Regions from separate parts of the Homo sapiens genome. Here region 2 is linked to region 1. The links are chromatin loops, found by intact Hi-C in ENCODE. Cell type or tissue: B cell. All regions are shown on one strand. Each heading gives the region's core, and the rest is flanking DNA. Links, peaks and the distances in the headings are about the cores only.

The links. Hi-C counts contacts between places; a loop is a spot of excess contacts. Peaks named below come from ENCODE experiments on the same cell type or tissue, not always from the same donor. Only the 100,000 strongest peaks of a DNase experiment are listed, where the experiment ranks them.
Region 2: it touches region 1 in a loop (11-fold over the local background); 3 of 110 quality-filtered maps call a loop at or near these places.

Annotation. Positions count from the first base shown.
Region 1 is chr16:46,615,744-46,627,588 of GRCh38, forward strand. SHCBP1 (SHC binding and spindle associated 1) reads right to left here and starts at 5,636. Exons shown (of 13, transcript NM_024745.5): 1 at 5,514-5,636; 2 at 2,462-2,629; 3 at 1,891-2,006; 4 at 203-411. The coding sequence starts at 5,616. It also overlaps the pseudogene RAB43P1. RefSeq lists enhancers at 4,779-5,367, 5,368-5,954. In B cell, for the core only: no CTCF peak of the experiment used is centred there; DNase peaks (open chromatin) are centred at 4,878, 4,908 and 5,658; H3K4me3 peaks cover 1,494 bases; H3K27ac peaks cover 1,023 bases.
Region 2 is chr16:46,784,702-46,796,546 of GRCh38, forward strand. It overlaps the pseudogene LOC100130180. Among named protein-coding and RNA genes, the nearest start is that of C16orf87, 41 kb to the right of the region's middle. RefSeq lists enhancers at 3,424-3,473, 5,626-5,675, 5,686-5,765 and a silencer at 5,426-5,475. In B cell, for the core only: no CTCF peak of the experiment used is centred there; DNase peaks (open chromatin) are centred at 3,380, 4,410, 5,280 and 7,150; H3K4me3 peaks cover 1,623 bases; H3K27ac peaks cover 2,276 bases.

The sequences.
Region 1 (11,845 bases), core at 1,198-9,197:
TTAAAAAATAAAAAAAAAGATTTAAAACATTTTTAATTTTTTTTAATTTAAAAAAGATTATCCTATCTTTGGATATTTTTAAATATTGCAATGACCAAGTTTACAGTTGAGTTTTAAATCTGGGTCTAACACAGACCAGAATTACTTCATTTCATCCAAAGTTTCTGGCCACAAGGTTATTTTTCTCAACTTCTTTTCCTACCTGACATGCTCAATTGCAAGGGCTGTCTGGTCAAACACTCCTGAATCATCAAACACCACCCACAGCTCCTGCAGGGGCAACCGATGCTCCTTCAGATCAAGGAGCTCCTTCATGCACTCCATGGTAAAAGTGCTCACTTGAGAGTCACAGAGGTATGGTTCAGCAAGCCTCACCACTGCCTTCAAGGCTGCAAAGTCCACATCTGTGATCTGAAATTTAAAATAATGTGACTTAACACATGGAAATCAAAATGAAGATACACCTATAAGACACTACTGACAACCTGATTTTTTTAAAAGCATACAACATGGGTGGGGAGGCTTTACCCATAATATAAAGGATGAACAAGACAGGCTGCCTCTTACCCTCATGGAGCTTACACTGTAATCAGGGAGATCAACAAACACAATGATAACCAGTAGGTGACAGAGAATAACTAGCAGGGGTGGGGATCTTGTTCTGCTGAGATGGGCAAGGAAGTCAGCTCTGAGCCAGGCTGAGGAGGATGAGAAGGAAGCGGCCATCTGAAGAGCTGGGAAAGCACAGAAGGCCTGTGGCAGAGACAGGCTTGGCAGCTGGAGGAGCGGAAAGGCAGTCCTTCTTGCTGGAGCCAAAGGGAGGAAATGGAGGAGGGGGGCGGTGTGCAGTGGAGCAGCAAGATATGAGGTGAGAAAGAGAGGCAACGAGACCAGGACATGAAGGACATCTGAAGGAGCTTGGATTTTAAGTGTTTTCTATACAATGAGAAGCCATAAAGCCAACACTAAGCCCTTGGTAAAGACAATATCTTAGGAGTTTTAAGCAGAGAAATGGCATGCTTCTGTTTTAAAACAATGACTTTCATTGTTTTCGGAGAACTGATTGGCGGGGGGGCACTTATCATAACCAAATGAATAGGCCTGAACTTCAACCAAAAAATATTAGCACAATCCAAAATTTTAAAACTCACAAGCAATAGCTGCAATCCACTGCCTTGTACATAATCACTGTAGTATGTGATGCCATTTTCTAAGGGAGCTGCAGCAACAACTTGTATTCACACTCCCTGGTTTGACATTTTAGTTTACTAGGGCTTTTTGTGGTCAGTTAACAAACACTGAGAAAAATTCAAAGCTGTAATTAGAATGCAAATGTAATCTAAAAGGCCTAGTGAGAAGAAGAATAAGACTGTTTTTACATTCTGCAATGGGACACACTGTCAAGAGATTAACCACATATAAACAAATTTGCTAGGCAAAAACTGGGCTAGTTTAAAAATGCCTCTTAGCAGAGGTTGCAGTGAGCCGAGATCGTCCCACTGCACTCCAGCCTGAGCAACACAGTGAGACTTCATCTTAAAAAAAATAAATAAATAAAAATGCCTCTTAGGTTTGAGCTGCTTAACGAATTACAATTAAGAAGTTAAACACTTTTTTGAAACCATTAACTTCATAATTAGGCCTAATTTTTTAAGTGATCTCAAATACCTTCTTTTAATTAATTTGAACCAGTTTAATTCCCTGGTAACAACTCCTCAGTTGCCTTTAAAATTTGCAGAACACTTCCTACAACATGGCAATTAGATGTGAAAAACATGCTATTTGAATCAGCTCATAAACTTTAATTAAAAATAAGCACTTTGGATATAACAGTCTGAAGTAAAGTGCTTAAAGCTAGAGACAAAGGTCTAATAACAAAATTAACCTTACCTCAACCAGCACCTTGAACACATTAGTGTGCCAGACTGCCCGCCATCCAGATGGCTCAAGGACCTTCTCCAAGAACTCAGCTGTGAATTCCTGTACCTCAGAGGCCTTGCAGTCAGCTACAAACAAATTAAACACAGGAAGAATTGAGAATGCATAAAGCAGAGGGAAGTTAATAAATCCACTTTCTCAGAAACAACTGGCAATCTGAGGGACTGAAATAGATAATCTACTTGCAAACTAAAAAGATAAAAGATGCAAAAAACCAGCCAGGCAGTGGCTCATGCCTATAATCCCAGCACTTTGGGAGGCCGAGGCAGGGGGATCACCTGAGGTCGGGAGTTCAAGACCAGCCTGACGAAAATGGAGAAACCCCGTCTCTAGTAAAAACACAAAATTATCTGGTGGTATGGCGCATGCCTGTAATCCCAGCTACTAGGGAGGCTGAGGCAGGAGAATCACCTGAACCTGGGAGGCGGAGGTTGCGGTGAGCCGAGATCGCACCATCGCACTCCAGCCTGGACAACAAGAGCGAAACTCCATCTCAAAAAAAAAAAGCAAAAAACCTACTCACCTAAAATGTAATCTTGATAGGCTCTGAATCGCTCATAGAACAAAAGTTGATTTGTTTGGAAAATTTCTGGGAAAAAGGTTTTTCCTTCTGGCATAAAACTTTGTAAACTAGAACCTGGTTTATCACGGTAGCTACAATCACTGCATGAATCTTCATCTTGGAACAAACCTAAAAAAAAAAAGCAAAAATAAGCAAGCTCCAGTGCCTTATTTGAATGCTTCTATTTTCATATCCTTGCATAGAAATCCCAAACAAAATACAAACAAGAATTTGAATATGAATAGTCTACTTACCTCTACCATTGTGAGAAGAAACTAGTTTTCCAAACTTAAAAATATTTCAAAATCCAAATTCTACTTCAAAACAATAAGCGCTTAAGATCTTTCACAGTTAGATTTTTGTTGTTGTTCTGTGAGGTTTTGGGGAGAAGTAGAAGGCTGTTTTTGTTTTTGTTTTAGAAACGGTCTCACTCTGTCACCTAGGCTGGAGTGCAGTGGTGCGATCATAGCTCACCGCAACCTCAAACTCCTGGACTCAAGCTACCCTCCTGTCTCAGCCTCCTGAGTAACTAGGACTACAGACATGCACCACCACATCCAGCTGGAAGACAGTTGATTTTTAATTCAGTGGAAATCACTCAAGATCTCCTACAAAGCATACAGCCTGTGATTTATACTACAGTTAGCCAGTGATAATAATCAAGTATCTTAGTTATTTATTTTCCAAAGCAATTCCATAAAGCTCCTTTAAGAAAGGGAGCTGACTTCCTCTCAGATGGGTTAAGCCCTCCCTTTATTTCCTACAATATCAGTCTGTCAATCGCCCCTCAATAAACAGGGACGAGAGTCTTAATAATCCATAAGGTTTACTTCAGTAAGGTTATTAGATTCCTCCTCACTAATTTCAATGACTGTGTCTAAGGAAAAGATCAGAAAATGCAAATCACATTAGGTTTGGGCTGTATATAATGTTTCATAAGGTATGATTCAGCCAGTGGCATATCTAATTCTATGTAATGTTTTTAATAAATGAAACAACTACTAAATAAGCAATGCTAAAAAGGGTAGCATTTAGAATGTAGAGTAGTCTCCAGAAGTGGTTTCAGGGAAGGTATCTGAGCTGTTAGCAGATACCTTTTTTCTCCCTCCCCCTTGATTTTCTCCTTCCCTTTCCCCCTTCCTTCCATTTCTTTGTCCCTGTTCAGGCCACCAGAAGTACTTGACCCACAGATGACCAAAGTGTACTCAAGGGTCTACTGCTCACAAACACTGATGCACATGAACCTTAGAAGGCATCAGTACCTTACTGGTTATGTGACAATGCCTCAGCTTCCTCACCTATAAAGGGAAGATAATAGTACATCCACTTCAATTAAGAAGATTAATTGTTAATAATTTACAACAGTGCCTATTACATAATGTATATGTTTGTTAAAGAAATAGTAGTACTTCAGCACCATTCTTTTTTTTTCCAGCACCATTCTTTATAGCTTTATGGAGGTATAATTAACATATAGAAGTTATATACATTTAAAGTGTATAACCTGATGGCCAGGCACGGTGGCTCACACCTGTAATCTCAGCACTTTGGGAGGCCGAGATGGGCGGATCACCTGAGGTTAGGAGCTCGACACCAGCCTGGCCAACAGGGTGAAACCCCGTCTCTACTAAAAATACAAAAATTAGCTGGGTGTGGTGGCGGGCGCCTATAATCCCAGCTACTTGGGAGGCTGAGGCAGGAGAATCATTTGAACCCGGGAGGCAGAGGTTGCAGTGAGCTGACATTGTGTGCCACTGCACTCCAGCCTGGGCAACAGAGTGAGACTCTGCCTCAAAAAAAATAAAATAAAATAAAAAATAAAGTGTGTAACATGATGTTTTGATATACCTATACATTATGAAATGATTACCACAGTAAAGTGAATTAATATTTCCATCACCTCGCATAGTTACCTTTTGTGTGTGTGTGGTGTGAACACTTATGATCTACTCTGTTAGCAAATTTCAAGTACAAAATTTGTGTCGCATTGCACCATCACGTCATTGCCTATTAATACTGTAATAATAATACAGTATTATTAACTATAGTCACCATGCTGTATGTACATCAGATCCCCAGAACTATTCACACTGCATAACTGAAACTTTGGACCCTTTGCCCAGCATCTCCCCATTCCCCCAACCCACTGGCAACTACCACTCTACTCTCTTTCTGAAACTTCCTCTTTTTTAGATTCCCAATATAAGCGATGCCATGCAGTATTTATTTTTGCAGCCACTTTAAAAACTTTATTTCACTTCAACTTCACCACAAGTACAACCATTGGCATAGTCTTCCAGATGGGAAAACTGAAGCCAAGTGACTTTTGCCAGTTGGATAGGTGGGTTAATAGTGGAATTGTCACACTTATGTTTTCTCACTTTGTTGGGACTCTCTGCTACACAATACAACCGAAAGTGTTAACGTAAAAACATGAACCAGCTTAAAATATCAGAAAAAAAAAATAGTAATGAAACTCTATGAGGAGGAAGAAAGGGCAGAGAACTAGAAGACCCCGGTTCTATTTCTGGACTCCGGCCCAAGTTGGCGCTCCTCACTTTGGACACGTCACTACCCTCCGTGCACAGGACAGCCATCTAAGCCAAGGGTTCAAGCTTTTCTCTTCTTCGGAAAAGGGAAGTGTGGTTCGTGATCTCCTTTGAGATGCAGATGAAAAAATGGCCCCTTGAGCAACAGTAAATGCACAGTTCCCGCAAAACCCATCCAGATAGGGAATTCCTGGCCCAATCCAGCTCCCTCCAACCTCGGGGCGGGCGGAGGCCAGAGAGTGCAGGGAGAGTGGGAGATGCGGATAGGGAAGAGAGGGAGTCCCCCACCCCTGGGTACCGCCCGACTTTGAGGTCCCGTCACTGGGTCCCGGCCGCGCACCGCCGTTCCCGCCACCCTGGACAGACGGGTCCGGAAGGCCCGCGACCCAGGCGCCCTCCTAGGGTCCCGACGCCCCAGGCCTCCGCTCAGAGGCGGCTCCTCGGCCCCGGCATGGAGAGCTCACCTTTCTCCAGAGACGCCAGCTCCTGCTCCACCGCCCAGCCCATGCGCTCCGGCGCCATGGCCGCTGCCTCCAGACCGCCGCCCGTCAGCGACCCGTCAGCCATTTCAAATTTCCGCGGACGGCAGCCCAGGCAACGACGTGATGACGCAGGCTCTGCTGATTTGATAGTCGGGCCGAGGCCGTGGACCAATTAGAGTCCGGCCCCGCTCCAGCCCCCACCAACACTGCCCCCTCGCCCCAGGCTGACAGCTGTTCTTGTTCAAGTGCCCGGCCTTTGCTTTTCTGGGATGAACTTGAAGAAAGTCGAATTGGAATATAATTTGGAATGATTTTCGAAAAAAACGAACCAGCAATGCCTGGAAATGAGATATAGTGGAAAAGTCACTGGGTTGAGAGTCAAAAAACATAGTATTTAAACTTACCTGGGCTATTCCTAGTGGTATTGCCTTGGGCAAGTCATTTCACCTCCCACAAGCACAACTTCAACTGAAAAGGATGCTGGCCTACGTGGGCCCAAAACTTTCACCACCAAACACCAGTCTCTCTCTGTCTTTCAATACACACACACACACACACACACACACAGAGAGAGAGAGAGAGAGAGAGAGCATATTTTCAAAGAATGTCAAATTAAATTTAGTAAGTAAATTTGTTAATTTGCATTAATCAAAGACAACTATAATCTCCATCATAATGGCTAACATTTACTGCATATTGTGTGCAAGATACCCTCCTGCATGCGTTACCTGGATTGTTCTGTTTAATCTTCACAATGATCCTATGAGACGGGAGCTATTACTATACCCATTTTACAAATGAGCAAATGGAGTCACTAAGAAGTTAAGTCACTTCTCCAATCTAACCCAGCAAAGCCAGGATGTGAAACCAGCCAGACTCCATGAAGAAGCCTTTTAATGTCTCTGCCAGGCCATCACTACTAGAATGATGAGGTCAGCCCAAGATAGCCCAGGTAACCAGGACACCAAGTGGGATGCGTCCACAGGGGACCAAGAGCCTGGTCATGACAGTTCGTCTGTGCAGTCTTAATGTGGGGAAACATTTCCACTTATTGCTTTGAAGAAACACCTTGGGCTAAAGTCTCTCGGATCCCTTACAGCTGAAATAAAATGGAGCCAGGAGGGGTGACTGGAAAGCTGCACTTAATTGGGCTAACTTTTCCAGGAAGTAAGATTTCTTTGACTTTTGTTTGCAGAATCTGACCTTACATTTATTTGCTCACTGAACAAATACATATTGAGCACCATGAGGTAAAAACACAGAAAACAATAATCAAGACTATCAACAGGCCTTGAGGATGACGCTAGCTTTTTCATTATTCTCTTCTTCAACCTTGCCGCCCACAAACCTCACAAATGGCAGCATTTCTCCTCACCCATTTGCAGCATCACTGGAGACAACACAGTTCTCTTCTCATCCAATTATCAAATATTTCATCAACCATCAAGATATTACTCAAACCAGGCTAGGCATAGTGGCTCATGCCTGTAATCCCACCACTTTAGGAGACCGAGGCAGGCGGATCACTTGAGTCCAAGAGTTTGAGACCAGCCTAGGCAACATGGTGAAACCCCATCTCTACAAAATTTTTTTTTTTTTTTTGTTATAGAAATCTGTTTAATGGTTTAGGAATGTGTACACTCTGGCTCTGCCAAGTTTCCATAAAGGCAACTTTTCCATGTTTTAAAAAATAGATTTGGTATAAAGATTTGTATATTCATAAATAGGTGGCATGAAAAATTACCAAATGCAAATGGAATACTTGCGCTGACTGAAGCCCTGTTCACCCCAAGTCCAGGCCCTGCAGGGGTCCGAGGGTCTCTGCTGGAGGAGGCCCCAACTCCGGCAGCCTCTTAGGGAAGAGAAACTGAATTAAATGTGTATTAGGAACCCCTCCAGCTCCTTAAGCCAGCGTCGCACTGGCCCCACCGAGGCCTCAGCCCACCTCCCTCTGCTTCCCCCCGCCACCTCCACCATTGCCCCCTCCCCTGCACTCTGGCCCCTGACCCCACCTGCTCCCACTCTTTGGCAATTTATCAACAAAGGAAGAGATGACACTGTTCTCCTTCCGCCCCAGAGCCCGGGCTGCCGGGAGAGCTTAGCCTGCCAAGGGGAGGAAACAAGCCGGCTTTGTTTTGTCTCACACACTTCCCCATCTTCTCTCCCAGCCCAGTTTTAAGGGCCGGAAGGGCAGTGGGGCCCCCTCCTGGTGGGATACAGCAGGGCAGGAGCCCCTGCAACCCCAGGTACAGGTCTTGAGTCCCTGGACACCGGCTTTTGTGCCTGAGAGGGGGTGGGAACGCTTCTCTGTAGGAAATGGCTTCAGTCCAGGATCCAGGGGTAGGGGAACCTCGACCATGGGGTGGGTTGCTCCTGCCAGGGGGTACTAGGGGCAAGGCCCCAGGGTGGAGCCAGTTCTGGGAGCTGTGTCCAGCTAGGCATCTGTGACCCCAAATGGCATGAATAAAAGGGCAGGTTGCTAAGAGCCAGGGGAGGGCATGGGGCAGGGAGACCAGGTTGGCCCAGACAGGACAGAGGTGCTCCAGGGACAGGGTGCTGGAGTGAAGCCAGGTGGAGCGGTGGAGCTGTGGAGCCTTTGAAACATCCTGAGGGCCCAGGCCTGCCACAGGGTGACCTGGGCAGAGGAGAAGCCCAGAGGACAGCAAGGTGCCCAAATGAGGTCAGGGCTTCTGGGGTGGAGGGACGGGGGGGCACAGTGGCGGCGGGGGAAGGAACGTTGAGTCCCAGGTGAGCCTGCCTTTCCAGGCCAAGCCCTTGGAGTGAGGGTGCTCCTGCCTGGGGGGCGAGAAGTGGAAGTGGCTCACAGTCCAAGGTGACAAATGAACCCATCACCGGTCAGCTACCATCCCTGTGAAGGAGCCAGGGTGGAAGGCCCTGTCCATGTCCTCCCTCCCTCCCTAAGCCCTGAGGAAGGTAACAGCCCCACCTGTGAGGCCCCAGCCTGGAAGCAGAGTAGGAGAGCCGGGCTTCTTAGAGGTGGGCAGTGGGTGGTGGTGGGCAGTACTGGTAAGTATGCTTGGGTGGCTGGGACTTGCCCTGGAACTGGGGCTGAAATTCAAACGGGGAGGCCCAGGCCTTTGTTCCCAAGACCCTGTGAATGCTCCCTGTTCCCCCAAAAACAGAGGGGCTCTGCAAGGACAGGCTTCATGGGATTTCTCTTTCAGAGTGGGCCTGCAGTGAAAGACCAGCTCAGCCCCTTCTGACCATGTGACCCCAGAAACTTCAGCCCCAGCAGAAAGGTTGTGAGGCTGGAGGAAGGCACTGCCCACGGCACATCCAGTCCCAGCGGGGTCTGGGGGCACCCCTCAGTGCCAGGCACTGTCTGCCCTGCAAGGGGAGCCCAGGCACTGCAGTGGAGGCGCAGGGGCAGAGCCCAGACCCCACTCAGCTCCACTCTCACCCCTGCCACAAGCAAAGCTGCTGAGAAAGGGAGCCAGGCAGCCTCGCCTCTGGTGCCCCCCAATCTGATGCACCCAGACTCCCCTCAATGCAGGTGCCAGCCCCTCAGCTCCTGGCAGCCTTCCTCCCCTGCAGAACCAGGCTCAGCCATTCCACAGGTAGCCTCCCTGCCCAAAAGGAAGCCTGGCAGGTGAGATGCTGGCTCCACCACCAGCATCAAGCCCTGCTTGTCTCAGTCTCAGCAGAGGAAGCCCTGTCCAGGCCCCAACCCTGCCTCTTGGGTCACCGTGGCACTGCTGTAAGGCCTGCTCTTGCCCTATGGCCAGGCCTGCCTGGAAAGTGCTTAGTGCAGAGGGCAGGGAGGCATGGGGGAGGCCTCTCACTGGCCCAGGGACTGCACTGAGCCATGCCTGGCCTGGCCCTGGGAGCTAGACCACAAACCGACGCAGCCCTGCTCGTGGGTCCAAGAGCTGCTTACTTCTGGGGGCACCCATGCTGAGGGGGCTGCGAGGCAGAGCTGGGCTGACACAGACGGACTGGGATTGGCTAAGGAAGATCACTTGGCCCCTCCAGCCCTAGCCCTGGCTCTTTTGTCACTGTGATACCTCTGAGCCACATGCCCAGAGGACAATGCTGCTTCCCACATCCCCCTACCCCACTTTTGCCTTCTAACCTTGGTGCCCAGCTCAGGGTGAGGCAGTTAAGGGTCCAGGGAATAAAATGGGCCAGGCCAAGGACCGCCAGGGCCTCTCCTTTTTTGTCTGGGAGACTCGATTCCATAAACTAGACTGGGACCCACGCTCGGCTGGCAGGATTCCTGCTTGTGGGGTAAGGCTGGGTGCCTTGCGGTGCCCTCTCATCCCTGAGCCTCAAGGATGCAAGCTTCTACTTGGACCTTAAATGTCCACTTTCTCATCTCATTCCCCCACCTGCCAGACTTCTGAGTGCTGGCACTGAAGGATTAGCTAATTTTGCAACCTGAGTGGCAAAACACTGGGCCCTGAGCCAGCAGACAGTCCCCACCTAGCTGTGGGCCGTGACCCCACCTAGCTGTGGGCCGTGACCCCATGCTGTGCTGATGAAAATGAGAAGCTACACAGAAAGTCAGAAAACTCAGAGGTCCTGATAAGGCAGTGAGCCAGACCCCAGGGAGATGTCTGTGAGTGCTGCGGGGGCAGTGAAGGCAGGAAGCAGGTTCCCCGCCTGGAAGGGGCTGGGGCTTCCCTGGAGCTGCGCTCAGGCACCAAGTCTGTGGGTTTCATGGCTCTAGCTCTGCTGCTCTGTGCAGAGCCCCAGGATGACCGGGAAGAACCCAGGGCACTGGACACATCCCTGGAAAGCAGCAACCTGCTGCCACAGGTAAAGCAAACCCATGAGAGGAAACGGTCAGAGCCAGCAGGCATGGGACAGGGAGGACTGCTGGCCCCTCCTACTGTGGCCCACACCGGCGGGTTCAGGCCAGTCTTGGAATGTGAAGATGGTGGAGGGCCAGCTGCTGGCTGGCAGGGTGGCCCGCCAGGGTATCCTGCTTCCCCTTCCTCAAGGAGAGCCTCCATCCCGCAGCCAGGCCACAGGATGCAGAGCTCCAGAGCTTCACCCGGCTGCTGTAGTTGCCGGTACCCAGGAGGGCTGGCTCTGGAGGGCTGGGCTTGGCAGGCTGGGGAGAGCAAGGAGGTGGGGAGCCCCCAGTCTGCCGGCCCGGCCCCTGGTCAGCACCCGCAGCCCCAGCCTTCTCCGATGTCCTTGCTGTTCAGCTGGATGTGGTCGGGGCTCTTCTCGCTGAACAAGGGGCCCCCGTGCCGCATGATGAGCTCCGTGGCCACCCTCAGGAAGGCCTCCTCCACGTTGCTCGAGTCCTTGGCAGACGTCTCAATGGCACACAGGATGTCATAGTGCTCAGCCAGGCTCTGTGCCTCAGCCAAGGAGACCTCCCGAAGCTCGCTGAGGTCTGACTTGTTCCCGATCAGCAGCTGCACAATGTTGGAGCCCGCATACTTCCTCACATCCTCAATCCAGTGAGGCACCGACAGGAAGGAGCTCCTCTTGGTGATGTCGTAGGCAAGGATGGCCCCATTGGCACTGCGGTAGTAGCTCTGGGTGATGGTGCGGAACCGCTCCTGGCCGGCCGTGTCCCAGATCTGCAGCTTGACCCGCTTGCCCTGGATCTCCAGCGTCTTCATGGTGAAGTCGACGCCGATGGTGCTTCCCTGGCGCTCCGAGAAGGCGCCGGTCTTGAAGCGCTGCACCACGCACATCTTGCCCACGCTTGCGTCGCCCACCAGCACCAGCTTCTACAAAATATTTTTTTAAAAAAATTATCTGGGTGTGGTGGCATGCAGCTGTGGTCCTAGCTACTTGGGAGGCTGAGGTGGGAGGATCTCTTGAGCCCAGGAGGCAAAGGTTGCAGTGAGCCAAAATTGTGCCACTGCACCCCAGCCTGGGCAACAGAGTTAGTCGTGTCTCAAAAAAAAAAAAAAAAAAAAAAAACATAAATATAAATATATGTATATTACTCAAATTACTGCTTCTGGGAAAAGTCTTGGAAAGGAACAGGAGGCAACAGGGTCAAAGACCAAATACCTATGCTTTTGCAAACTCCACTAAGAACAAACTATTAAATCAAATACGTTTGCCTGTTGTGGTGGCTCACACTTGTAATCCCAGCACTATGGGAAGCTGAAGAGGGCAGATCACTTGAGGTCAGGAGTTTGAGACCGGCCTGGCCAACATGATGAAACCCCATCTCTCCTAAACATAAAAAAATTAGCGGGGACTGGTGGCGTGCACCTGTGGTCCCAGCTACTCAGGAAGCTGAGGCAAGAGAATCGCTTGAACCCGGGAGGCAGAGGTTGCAGTGAACCAAGATCATGCCACTGCACTACAGCCTGGGCCAC
Region 2 (11,845 bases), core at 1,745-9,744, 170 kb after region 1:
GTGGTGGTGTGTGCCTGTAATCCCAGCTACTCAGGAAGCCTGAGGCCAGAGAATTGCTTGAGCCCAGGAAATTGAGGCTGCAGTGAGCTGTGATCATGCCACTGCATGCCAATCTGGGTGAGAGAGCAAGACCTTGTCTCAAAAAAAAAAAAAAAAAAAAAAAGAAAAGAAAAAGAAAATTACAATAAACATTAGCAAGATGGCAGAAAAGGAGAATGCTGACTTCATCTCCTCTCACAGACACACCAAATAAACATCTACGCACAAATTAAATCCCTCTGAGAGAATGCCAAAAACTAGTTGAAAGACTCTAACACACTGAGCAACTGAGAAAATATTCACATCAAAACAGGTAGTAAAAGCTGAGACACCTTTGTGCACAAACCCCACCACAGGGACAGCACTTTACAAACAGGAAGCATCCCCCAACTCCCAGCTTCTCCCTCAGGAATGAAGAGTTTGTTTGTGAGCTCATCTAACTTGTAGAGTTAAAGGGCACTTCCAGTGGCTGTAGCCCACCCAGGATCAGTCCAGAGAGAATAAGCTAAGAGGCCCAGCTCCAAGTATCTCTCTGAAAGAGGTCTGTCTGCATACTTTTCCAGCTACTGCCTGAGGGTCGGGCTTCTGGCTAGCCTGTATCTGGGAGCAAACAGAGCAGATAAACAATAAACCTCTGAAAGGCTCTAGGGAAGAATGGGCACTTCCTGTACCTTCTCCACCAGCTCAACTAAGTGATAAATCCAGGTCTGCAGATTTCCTGGAAAAAGTATATGTATGCATCAAGTGCCCCAATTTTAACAGTTCCCATATGAGGAACTGATTCCTAAATCACCTAGCTCTGGGAGTTGACAGGGCTCTGTATTCTGGAGTCTCCCCAGAACACAGAAGACAAAAAAAGCTGGTTGCTAAATGGGTGCACATCCAGTGGATTCCTTTGAAACTCGGAATGTGCAGACTGCATAAAAGTGCAGGCATTTGCCACAGATCCTCTTCCAGGCTTAGGACAGAGTAAGTGGGAGATAAACTCTAGCTCCCAGCTTCTCCCTGAGGTAGAAGGAATTGGAACATAAATCTAGCACTCCGACTTTTCAAGCTGCATCTCAAGGGACTGGCTTCTATCTCACATATCTTGGGGTGCTGACAGAACTTGGCACACCCTAGTATCCAAAGGGCCATGAAGAACAAAGCAATTTGGACAAGCAAAAAGATATGAGAGGCATCTAGAATTAGAATATCTGGTAGGGCTGGTTGGTGAGGTCCATCTCCCAGATGAGGCCAGTGTGACAAGACTAGAAGAGGTGGCTGTCTTACCTACTGTGCAAAAACCAACACAGAAAGTCAAGAAAAGTGAAGAAACAGGGAAATATGTTACAAATAGAACAAGATAAATCTCCAGAAACAGAACCTAGGGAAATAAAGATACGTGATTTACCTGATAGGGAATGTGAAATAGGTCATAAAGACGTTCACCAAGATTAAGAGAGCAATTCTTGAACTGAAAATTTCAACAGAGATAGGAAATATTTAAAATTATCAAGCAGAAATCGCAGAGCTGAAGAATAACTGAACTGAAAAATTCAATAGCATTCAACAGCAGACTAGATCAAGAAGACAGGATCAGTGAACTAGAAAAGAGGTCAATCACAATCACGCAATCTGAGAAGTAAAAATAGAATAAAAGAGTAAAGATAACTTAAAAGACTTATTGGAAAGCATTAAGGAGAACAATTTATACATTACTGGAGTACTAGGAGGAGAGAGAGAGAAAGAGATGGCTGAAAACTTCCCAAGACTGGGGAAGAAAAGAGAAATCTGGATCCAGGAAGCCCAAAGGATGCCAAATAAGAAGAATCCAAAGAGATCTACACAGAGACATATTATAATCAAACTAACAAAAGGTAAAGACAAAGAATTTTGAAGCAGCAAGAGAAAGGCAGCTTGGTACATACAAGGAAATCCACATTAGACTAACCGTTTTCAGCAGAAACCTTGCAGGACAGAAGGGAGTGGAACAGTACATTCAAAGTACTCAAGGAAGAAAACTGCCAACCAAAAATATTATGCCCATCAAAACTATCCTTAAAAAACAAGGGGCTGGGCCAGGTGGGGTGGCTCATGCCTGTAATCCCAGCACTTTGGGAGGCTGAGGCAGGCAGGTCACCTGAGGTCAGGAGTTCGAGACCAGCCTAGCCAACATGGTGAAACCCCATCTCTATTAAAAATACAAAAATTAGCTGAGCGTGGTGGCAGGTGCCTGTAATCCCAGCTACTTGGGAGGCTGAGGCAGGAGAATCACTTGAACTCGGGAGGCGGAGGTTGCAGTGACCCGAGATCACACCATTACACTCCAGCAAGAGTGAGACTCCAAAAAAAAAAAAAAAGAGGGGCTATAAAGACTTACTCAGACAAACAAAAACTGAGGGAGTTTATCACCACTAGACCTGTCTGACAAGAAATAAGAAATGATATGGGGAGTCCTTCAAGCTGAAAGAATGCTGAACAACAATAGGAAAGCAAAATAAAGCATAAAACTCATTGGTAGATGTAAATACACAGGCAAAAAATCTTTTATTATTCCAACAGTGGTGAGTAAATAGACTGCAATCTTACTATGAAAGTTTAGGCCAGGCACGGTGGCTCACACCTATAATCCCAGCACTTTGGGAGGCTGAGGTGAGTGGATCACTTGAGGTCAGGAGTTCGAGACCAGCCTGGCCGACATGGCAAAACCCCATCTCTACTAAAAAGAATACAAAAATTAGCTGAGTGTGGTAGTGCACACCTGTAATCCCCCAGCTACTTGGGAAGCTGAGGCAGGAGAATCACTTGAATGTAGGAGGTGGAGGTTGCAGTGAGCCAAGATCAGGCCACTAGCCTGGGTGACAGAGCAAGACCCTGTCTCTTAAAAAGCAAAAAAAAAAAAAAAAAAAAAAGTTTGAAGTATTAGGCCAGGCTTGGTGGCTCACACCTGTAATCCCAGCACTTTGGGAAGCTGAGGCAGGCGGATCACCTTAAGTCAACACAGCAAAACCCCGTCTTTACTAAAATTACAAAAAAATTAGCCACGCGTGGTGGCGGGCACTTCTAGTCCCAGCTACTTGGGAGGCTGAGGCAGGAGAATCTCCTGAACCGGGAGGCGGAGGTTGCAGTGAGCCAAAATTGCGACATTGCACTCCAGCCTGGGCAACAAGGAAAACTCTATCCCAGAAAAAAAAAAAAAAAAAGGTTAAAGTATTAAAAACAACTAATACTAAAATATGTTAATGGATACATAATATAAATAGTAGACAATTGTGACATCAATAGCATAATGTGGGAAGAGAAGAGAGAAAAGCATTCTTGCATGAGAGGGAAGTTATCAGCTTAAAGTAGACTGTGAGAACTATATTCTGTGTAAGCCCCGTGATAACCACAAAGAAAAAGGGAATCAAAACCTAGCAATGCAAAAAAAAAAAAAAAAAAAAAAAAAGAAACAAAATGACAGCAAGAAAAAAAAAGGAAATAAAATAACCACAAGACAAATAAAACAACAAAATGGCAAGAATAAATCCTTCCTTACCAAAAATTACTTTAAATTTGAATGGAATAAATGCATTAAAATCATGCTGAAGAGGTATCTGCACTCCCATGTTTATTGCAACATTATTTGCAATAGCTAGATATGAATTCAACCTAAATATTCATCAACAGATGAATGGATAAAGAAAATATGGTATATACAACAATAGAATATCATTCAGCCTTTAAAAAGAAGAAAATCCTGTCATTTGTGATACTGTGGATGAACCTGGAGGACATCAGGCTAAGTAAAATAAGGCAGGCACAGAAAGACAAATGCCACACGATCTTACTTATATGTGGAATCTAAAAAATGTCAAACTCATAGTACTAGAGTAGAAAGGTGGTTACCAGAGGCTGGGGGTTAGAAGAAGGAGAGAACAAGGAATCAGAGTGTCAAATAAATGATCTAAGAGTACAAAGTTTCCATTAGGATGAAAAATATATAAGATCTAACACACAGTAGGGCAACTATAGTCAATGATAATGCATTATGTATTTCAAAATAGCTAAGAATAAATTTTAAAGGTCTTACAACAAAAAAAATGAGGTGATAGGTATGTTAATTAGCTTAATTATTCCACATTATATAATACATCAAACCATTACATTGTGCCCCATTCATGTATACAATTATAATTTGTCAAATAAAAATATTTTTTAAAACAAAAAAATGTAAATGGAATAAACTCCACAAAAGAAAGATGTAGAGTACCTGAACAGATTTAAAATTTATATGTTGTCTACAAGAAACTCGTTTAGACTCAAGGACACACAAAGGCTGAAAGTGAAGGGAAGAAAAAAGATATTGCATGCAAATGTTAACCCAAAAAAGGCAGAAGTTGCTATAACTCATATCCAAGAAGGCAGACTTTAAGTCAAAAACTGTCACTAGACACAAAGAAGGTCATTTAACAAAAAATGGGTCAACAAGATATAACAATTAGAAATATATATACACCAAACTTAAAAGCACCTAACAAAGCAAATATTGACAGATCTAAAAGTACAAATTGACAGCAATAGTAGTAGGAGACTTCAACACTCCACTTTCAGTAACAGACAGAACGTCCAGACAGAAAATCGGTAAGGAGTGAACTTGAACACTATAACAAATGGACTTAACAGACATAAATAGAACTTTTCACTCAACAGAATACACATTCTGCTTTTCTTCCTCCTCCTCCTCCTCCCCCTCCTCCTCCCCCTCCCCCTCCTCCTCCTCTTCCTCCTCATTCTTATTCTTATTCTTCTTTTTTAAGATACAGGATTTCAATCTGCCACCCAGGCTAGACTGCAGTGGTGTGATCAGAGCTCAGTGTAATCTTGAACTGGCCTCAAGCGATCCTGTCCCTTCAGCCTCACAGTGCTGGGACTACAGGTGTGAGCCACCAAGCCTGGCCTACACATTCTTAAGCACACACAAAACATTCTCCCAGATATATTGATCACGTTAGGCCACAACAGAAGTCTTAACAAATTTAAGGTCAAAATCATATCAAGTATGTTTTCCAACTACATGGAGTGAAATTAGAAATCCGTAACAGCACACACACAAAAAAGGAACATTCACAAATAGTGAAAACTAAATAACATACTCCTAAACAGCCACTGGACTAAAAAGGAAATAAGAAAATGGACCTCACCCTCTGCCTGCCACCGCCCACCCAGCTCCGCCCACCCTGCCAGCTCCGCCCACCCTGCCAGCTCCGCCCACCCTGCCAGCTCCGCCCACCCTGCCAGCTCCGCCCACCCTGCTACCGCGATGAGCTGCTACTCCCGAAAGGCCCGGCCAGCTCCGCCTCCGCGCTCAGCCCCTTCCCCGCCTCGGGAGGGTGAGCGGGCCAGGTGCACACCAAGGGCCAGCCGCTCCGGGAGGTGCGCGCGCTCGGGGGTCCCCTGCATCCCCCGCAGCCAAGTGGATTCGTGGCTGGTGCACAGCGTGGCAGCTGAGGATGCAGACGTGGCTCACGGGCTGCTCGGCGCCACCGCCACGTTGGCCAGAGGAGTCGGCGCCAGCCAGGCTGCACAGTGGGGGCGGCGGGGATCCCCAAGCAGCTCGGAGTAGCCCCTGGGCCGGCGGGGAAGAACGAGAAAAATGAGGCACTAAGAAAAGAGCATGAAGCTGGGGCTCCCAGTTCCCAGCACGAGGAAAATGTGTCAACCCAGAAGAACTCATTACAAAGCAGAACAATGAAGATGAAAACAAACAGCAGATAAACCTGACCGGGAGGCAGAAAAGACCACTGAACCTAGAAATGAGACATCTGAATGGGACAGATACTTCTTTCTCTCTGGAAGATTGTTGTTTTCATCATAGCCTGAAAATTCACTGGAGGGATCTCATCGGGAGATATTCCTCCTTTTCCAGGCAGTATCAATGATGGCATGAATTTCTTCAGCACATTATAATGGAGACTTTACCCAGGCTGTAAGTCACGATGTCAATATTCATGAGGCCATGTTGCTGTGTCCCAACAATACATTTCGAGGAGATCCAGTAGGAAGCACTTCACAGGCACAAGAACCATTTCTACAGTTACATTCTCATACCACCAATCCTGGGCAAACCCTTCCTAGAACTAATTTGAGAGGATCTCTTCCACATGTTGACAATCAGATGACGAATCTAAAAAGCCAAGACCTACTATATGACCTTCCCGTAAATGTATTTGATAAACTTAATGTCATTAGCCACAGACAAGGACTTTGGATGTTTCTCGGCTTTCTGAAGAACCAGATTCTGATTCTGGCCTTTCTTTAGACTCGTCACAATAGCACCTCTATCACCAGGTCTAATTCTTCTCACTCTGTGAAGCTGCTATAGGGTTTTAGTATAGTCTCGTTCCCATCATGACTTAGAAGGTGCTGTAGGAGGCTGCTACCCAGAACCCAGTATGTTTTATCACATGGATCATAGTAGTGATTATGGTTTCCATGGGGATCTTGCATTTCAAGACATATTTTATAACCACACTTATCACTTACAGCCAAATGCACCAGAATCTACTTCGGAATCTTTTTCAGGCCTGGAAAGTCACAGAAAATAAGGAGTAGGTACCTCAGTGACTGATAGAAACTTGAGCTGTGATGAATGGCATGCTAAAGCTTTGCATATCCCTTTTTCTGTAGATGAAATTGTCCACATGCCTGTTTTTTGTTTTTTTGAGACCGAGTCTTGCTCTCTTGCCCAGGCTGGAGTGCAGTGGTGTGATGTCATCTCACTGCAACCTTTACCTCCTGGGTTCAAGCAGTTCTTCTGCCTCAGCCTCCCAAGTAGCTGAGAGTCCAGGCACCCGCCACCACGCCTGGCTAATTTTTGTATTTTTAGTAGAGACGGGTTTTCACCATGTTGGCCAGGCTGGTCTCGAACTCCTGACCTCAGGTGATCTGCTCAGCTCGGCCTCCCAAAGTGCTGGGATTATAGGCATGAGCCACTGTGCCCAGCCCACCTGTTGATTTTTTCAGTAGCACATTAAATAGGTACTATCTGACAGACCTACAAGTCTTGCTCATCTGTGATATCAGATGAAGAGGGAAAAGTAAAGTTGCTGCTCAGAACTGTTACAAATGCAAATTAGACATAATTTTGAATCTAGAGGATGATGTATGTAAATTGCAAGCAAAGAAGGAAACTCTTGAGAGTGAGCCCAATGTAATAAAGCTATTAACATAATGAAACAGAAACTGCATGACATTTGTGATGTTTTTAGATTAATAAGAGATGACCAAGGTAGGCCAGTCAACCCAAACCAGTATGCTCTTCAATATAGCTGTGATGGAAGAAGAGCAAACACTCAGGTAAGAAAGAAGCTGTAGCAGGAAAGAAAATAAAATAAAAAAAAGAGCAAACACTGGGGATCTAATTATTTTAATATATATTTCAGTTTTTTATGATTTAAAATGCAAAATAGCCTTATTTTCATTTAGTTTGTTAGCACTGAAGTAGTGGGCTTTTCAAACACTATTTTAGTTTAATCTTTATATTTAGCTTATAAATTTTTCTATATGGAAATAAATTTTATATGCGAATTTTAAAAAAAGAAAATTTAAAAATATCTCAAGCTGGGAATGGTGGTACACACCTGTAGTCTCAGCCGCTTGGAAGGCTGAGATGGGAGGATTGTTAGTTTGAGCTCCGCCTGGGTAAAATAGCAAGACCCTGTGTGTATATATACATACATATACATACATACATACATACACACAAATGAAGACAAAAATACTACATATCAAAACTTACGGGATGTAGCAAAAGCACTACTAAAAGGGAATTTTATAGTGATAAATGCCTACATTATAAAAGAAGAAAGATCCCAAATAACCTAAGTTTACCCCTCAAGGTACTAGAAAAAGAACAAACTAAACCCAAAGTTAACAGAAGGAAGGAAATAATAAAGATCAGGACAGAAATAAATCAAAGAGAGAATAGAAAAACTGCAGAAAATCAACAAAATCAAGTTGGTTTTTCAAAAAATATAAAAGTTGAGAAACCTTTAGCTACACTAAGAAAAAAAAGAAGACGGCCGGGCGCAGTGGCTCACGCCTGTAATCCCAGCACTTTGGGAGGCCAAGGCGGGTGGATCACGAGGTCAGGAGATCGAGACCATCCTGGCTAACATGGTGAAACGCTGTCTCCACTAAAAATACAAAAAAAAATTCTCCGGGCGTGGTGGTGGGCGCCTGTAGTCCCAGCTATTCCGGAGGCTGAGGCAGGAGAATGGCGTGAGCCCGGGAGGTGGAGCTTGCAGTGAGCCGAGATCGCGCCACTGCACTCCAGCCTGAGCGACAGAGCAAGACTCCGTCTCAAAAAAAAAAAAAAAAAGAAAAAGAAAAAAAGAAAAAAAAGAAGACTCAAAATCAGAAATGAAAGCGGAGACATTACAACTGATGTCACAGAAATAAAAAGGACCATAAGGGACTATTATTATCAATTATATGCCAACAAATTGGATAACCTAGAGAAAATGGGTATTTCTAGAAACATAGAACCTACAAAGATTGAATCAAGACTAGAAAACCTGAACATACCAATCACAAATAAAAATATTAAAGTTGTAATAAAATACTTTTCATCAAAGAAAAGCCCAGGACCAGATGGCTTCATGGTTGAATTCTACCAAATATTCAAAGAATTAATACTGACCAGGTGCAGTGACTCATGCCTGTAATCCTAGCACTTTGGGAGGCTGAGGCAGGCAGATCACCTGAGGTCAGCAGTTTAAGACCAGCCTGCCCAACATGGTGAAACCCCATCTCTTCTAAAAATACAAAAATTAGCCAGGCTTGGTGGCAGACGCCTGTAATTACAGCTACTCAGGAGGCCAAGGCAGGAGAATCACTTGAACCCAAGAGGCGGAGGGTGCATGAGCCAAGATCACACCATTGCATTCCAGCCTGGGCAACAAGAGCAAAACTCTGTCTCAAAAAAAAAAAAAAAAGAATTTATACCAATCCTTCGTAAACTCTGCCAAAAAGTACAAGTTCTGAACTCATTTTCTGAGTGCAGCATCACCCTAATACTAAAGTCAGACATCGCAATGACATAACATCCTTTTATGATAAAAGAACTCTCAACAAAATAAATATAGAAGACAAATTCCTCAATGTAATAAAGGCAATTTATGAATAGCCTACATTCTCAGCTAATATCATTAATGGGGAAAAAACGGAAAGCTTTTCCTTTAAGATCTGTGTAAGGCAAGGATGCCCACTCAATACTTCCACTGAACATAGCACTAAAGATACTAGCAAGAGCAATCAGGCAAGAAAAATAAATAAAAGGCATCATATCAGAAAGAAAGAAGTACAATTATCCATTTGTAGATGACATGATCCTCAATATAAATAACCCTAACAACTTCACAGAAAAATTATTAGAATAAATGAATTAATAAGTTGTAAGATACAAAATCAACATACAAATATCAGTTGCATTTCTTTACACCAATAACAATCTATCCAAAAAAAAAATCAAGAAAAAAATCACATTTACAATACCATCAAAAGAATAAAATATTTAGACTTTTTTTTTTTTTTGAGATGGAGTTTCGCTCTGTTGCCCAGGCTGGAGTGCAGTGGCGCGATCTCGGCTCACTGCAACCTCCACCTGCCAGGTTCAAGCAATTCTCTGCCTCAGCCTCCCGAGTAGCTAGGATTACAGGCACCCGCCACCATACCCGGATAATTTTTGTATTTTTAGTAGAGATGGGGTTTCACCATCTTGGCCAGGCTGGTCTTGAATTCCTGACCTCGTGATCCACCTGCCTCGAACTCTCATAGTGCTGGGATTATAGGCGTGAGCCACCACGCCCAGCCCAGAAATAATTTTAACTAATAAAGATCTGTACCCTGAAAACTATCAAACATTGATGAAAGAAACCAAAGACACAAAAAAAGGAAAGATATCCCATGTTCATAGATTTGAAGAATACTATTTAAACTACACATACTATCCAAAATGATACAGATTCAACACAACCCCTATCAAAATTCCAATGACATTCTTCACAGAAAAAAAAAAACTCTTAAAAAAACACAAAAGACCCCAAATAGCAAAAACAATCTTGAGAAAGGAAAACAAAGTTGGAGGCATCACAATTCATGATTTCAAACTATATTACAAAGCTAATCAAAACAGTATGGTACTAGCATAAAAACAGACACATACACCAATGAAAAAGAACAGCAAGTCCAGAAACAAACCCAATCATATATGTTCAACTAATTTTCAACAAGGCCACCAAGAAGACACAATGGAAAAAGGATAGTATCATCAACAAATGGTGTTGGGAAAACAGGCTATCCATATACAAAAGAACTAGACTGGACCCTTACCTTACACCATATACAAAAAATCAACTCAAAATGGATTAAAAAACCTAAACCTAAGACCAGAAATCATAAAATTACTAGAAGAAAACAGGTAACAAGCTAGAAAAACTCCTTGATATTGGCCTTGGCTATGATTTTTGAATATTACACCAAAAGCACAGGCAACAAAAGCAGAAACAAACAAGTGAGACTACATCAAACTAAAAAGCTTCTACACAGCAAAGGAAACAATCAAGAGTGAAGAGATAATCTGTTGAATGGGAGGAAATATTTGCAAAACATACATCTAAGGGGTTAATATCCAAAATACATAAGTAATTCAAACAACTCAATAGCAAGAAAATAACCCAATTTAAAAATGGGCAAGGGATGTGAATAGACATTTCTTAAAAAGAAGACATACAAATGGTGTACACATATAAGAAAAAGTGCTCAGCATCACTAATCATCAGGGAAATGTAAATCAAAACCATAATATCAGCTCACACCTGTCAGAATGGCTATTATTAAAAAGACAAAAAATAACAAGTGTTGGTCAGGATGTGGAGAAACAGAAAATCCTGTACACTGTTGGTGGGAATGTAAACTGGTACAGTCATTATGGAAAATGGTATGGAGGTTCATCAAAGAACTAAAAATAGAACTACCTTATGATCCAGCAATCCCATTTTTGGGTATATATCCAAGGAAATGATGTCAGTACGTTGTACGTTGAAGAGATATCTGCACTCCCATTTTCATTGTAGCATTATTCACAATAGTCAAGATATAAAATCAATGTAAGTGTTCAACAGATGAATGGATAAAGAAAATGTAGCATAGGCCAGGCGCAGTGGCTCACGCCTGTAATCCCAGCACTTTGGAAGGCCGAGGTGGGCGGATCACAAAGTCAGGAGATCAAGACCATACTGGCTAACACGGTGAAACCCCGTCTCAATTAAAAAATACAAAAAAATTAGCCGGGCATGGTGGCGGACGCCTGTAGTCCCAGCTACTCGGGAGGCTGAGGCAGGAGAATGGTGTGAACCCGGGAGGCAAACCTTGCAGTGAGCCGAGATCACGCCACTGCATTCTAGCCTGGGCAACAGAGTGAGACTCCATCTCAAAAAAAAAAAAAAAAAAAAAAAAGAAAATGTAGTACATACACACAGTAGAATACTCTTCAGCCATTAAAAAGGAAATCCTGCCATTTATGACAATATGGATAACCTGGTGAATATTAAGTGAAATAAGCCAGGCACAAAAAAACAAGTATTGTATAACCTCACTTACATGTGGAATCTAAAAAAGTCAAACTCATAGAAACAGACAGTAGAATGGTGGTTACCAGTGGTGAGGGAGGGGAGCTAGGGAGATGCTGGTCAAATGAAACAAACTTTCAGTTAGGAGGCAAAAGTTCAAGAGATCAATTATACAGCATAACGACTATAGTTAATAACATATTGTATACTTG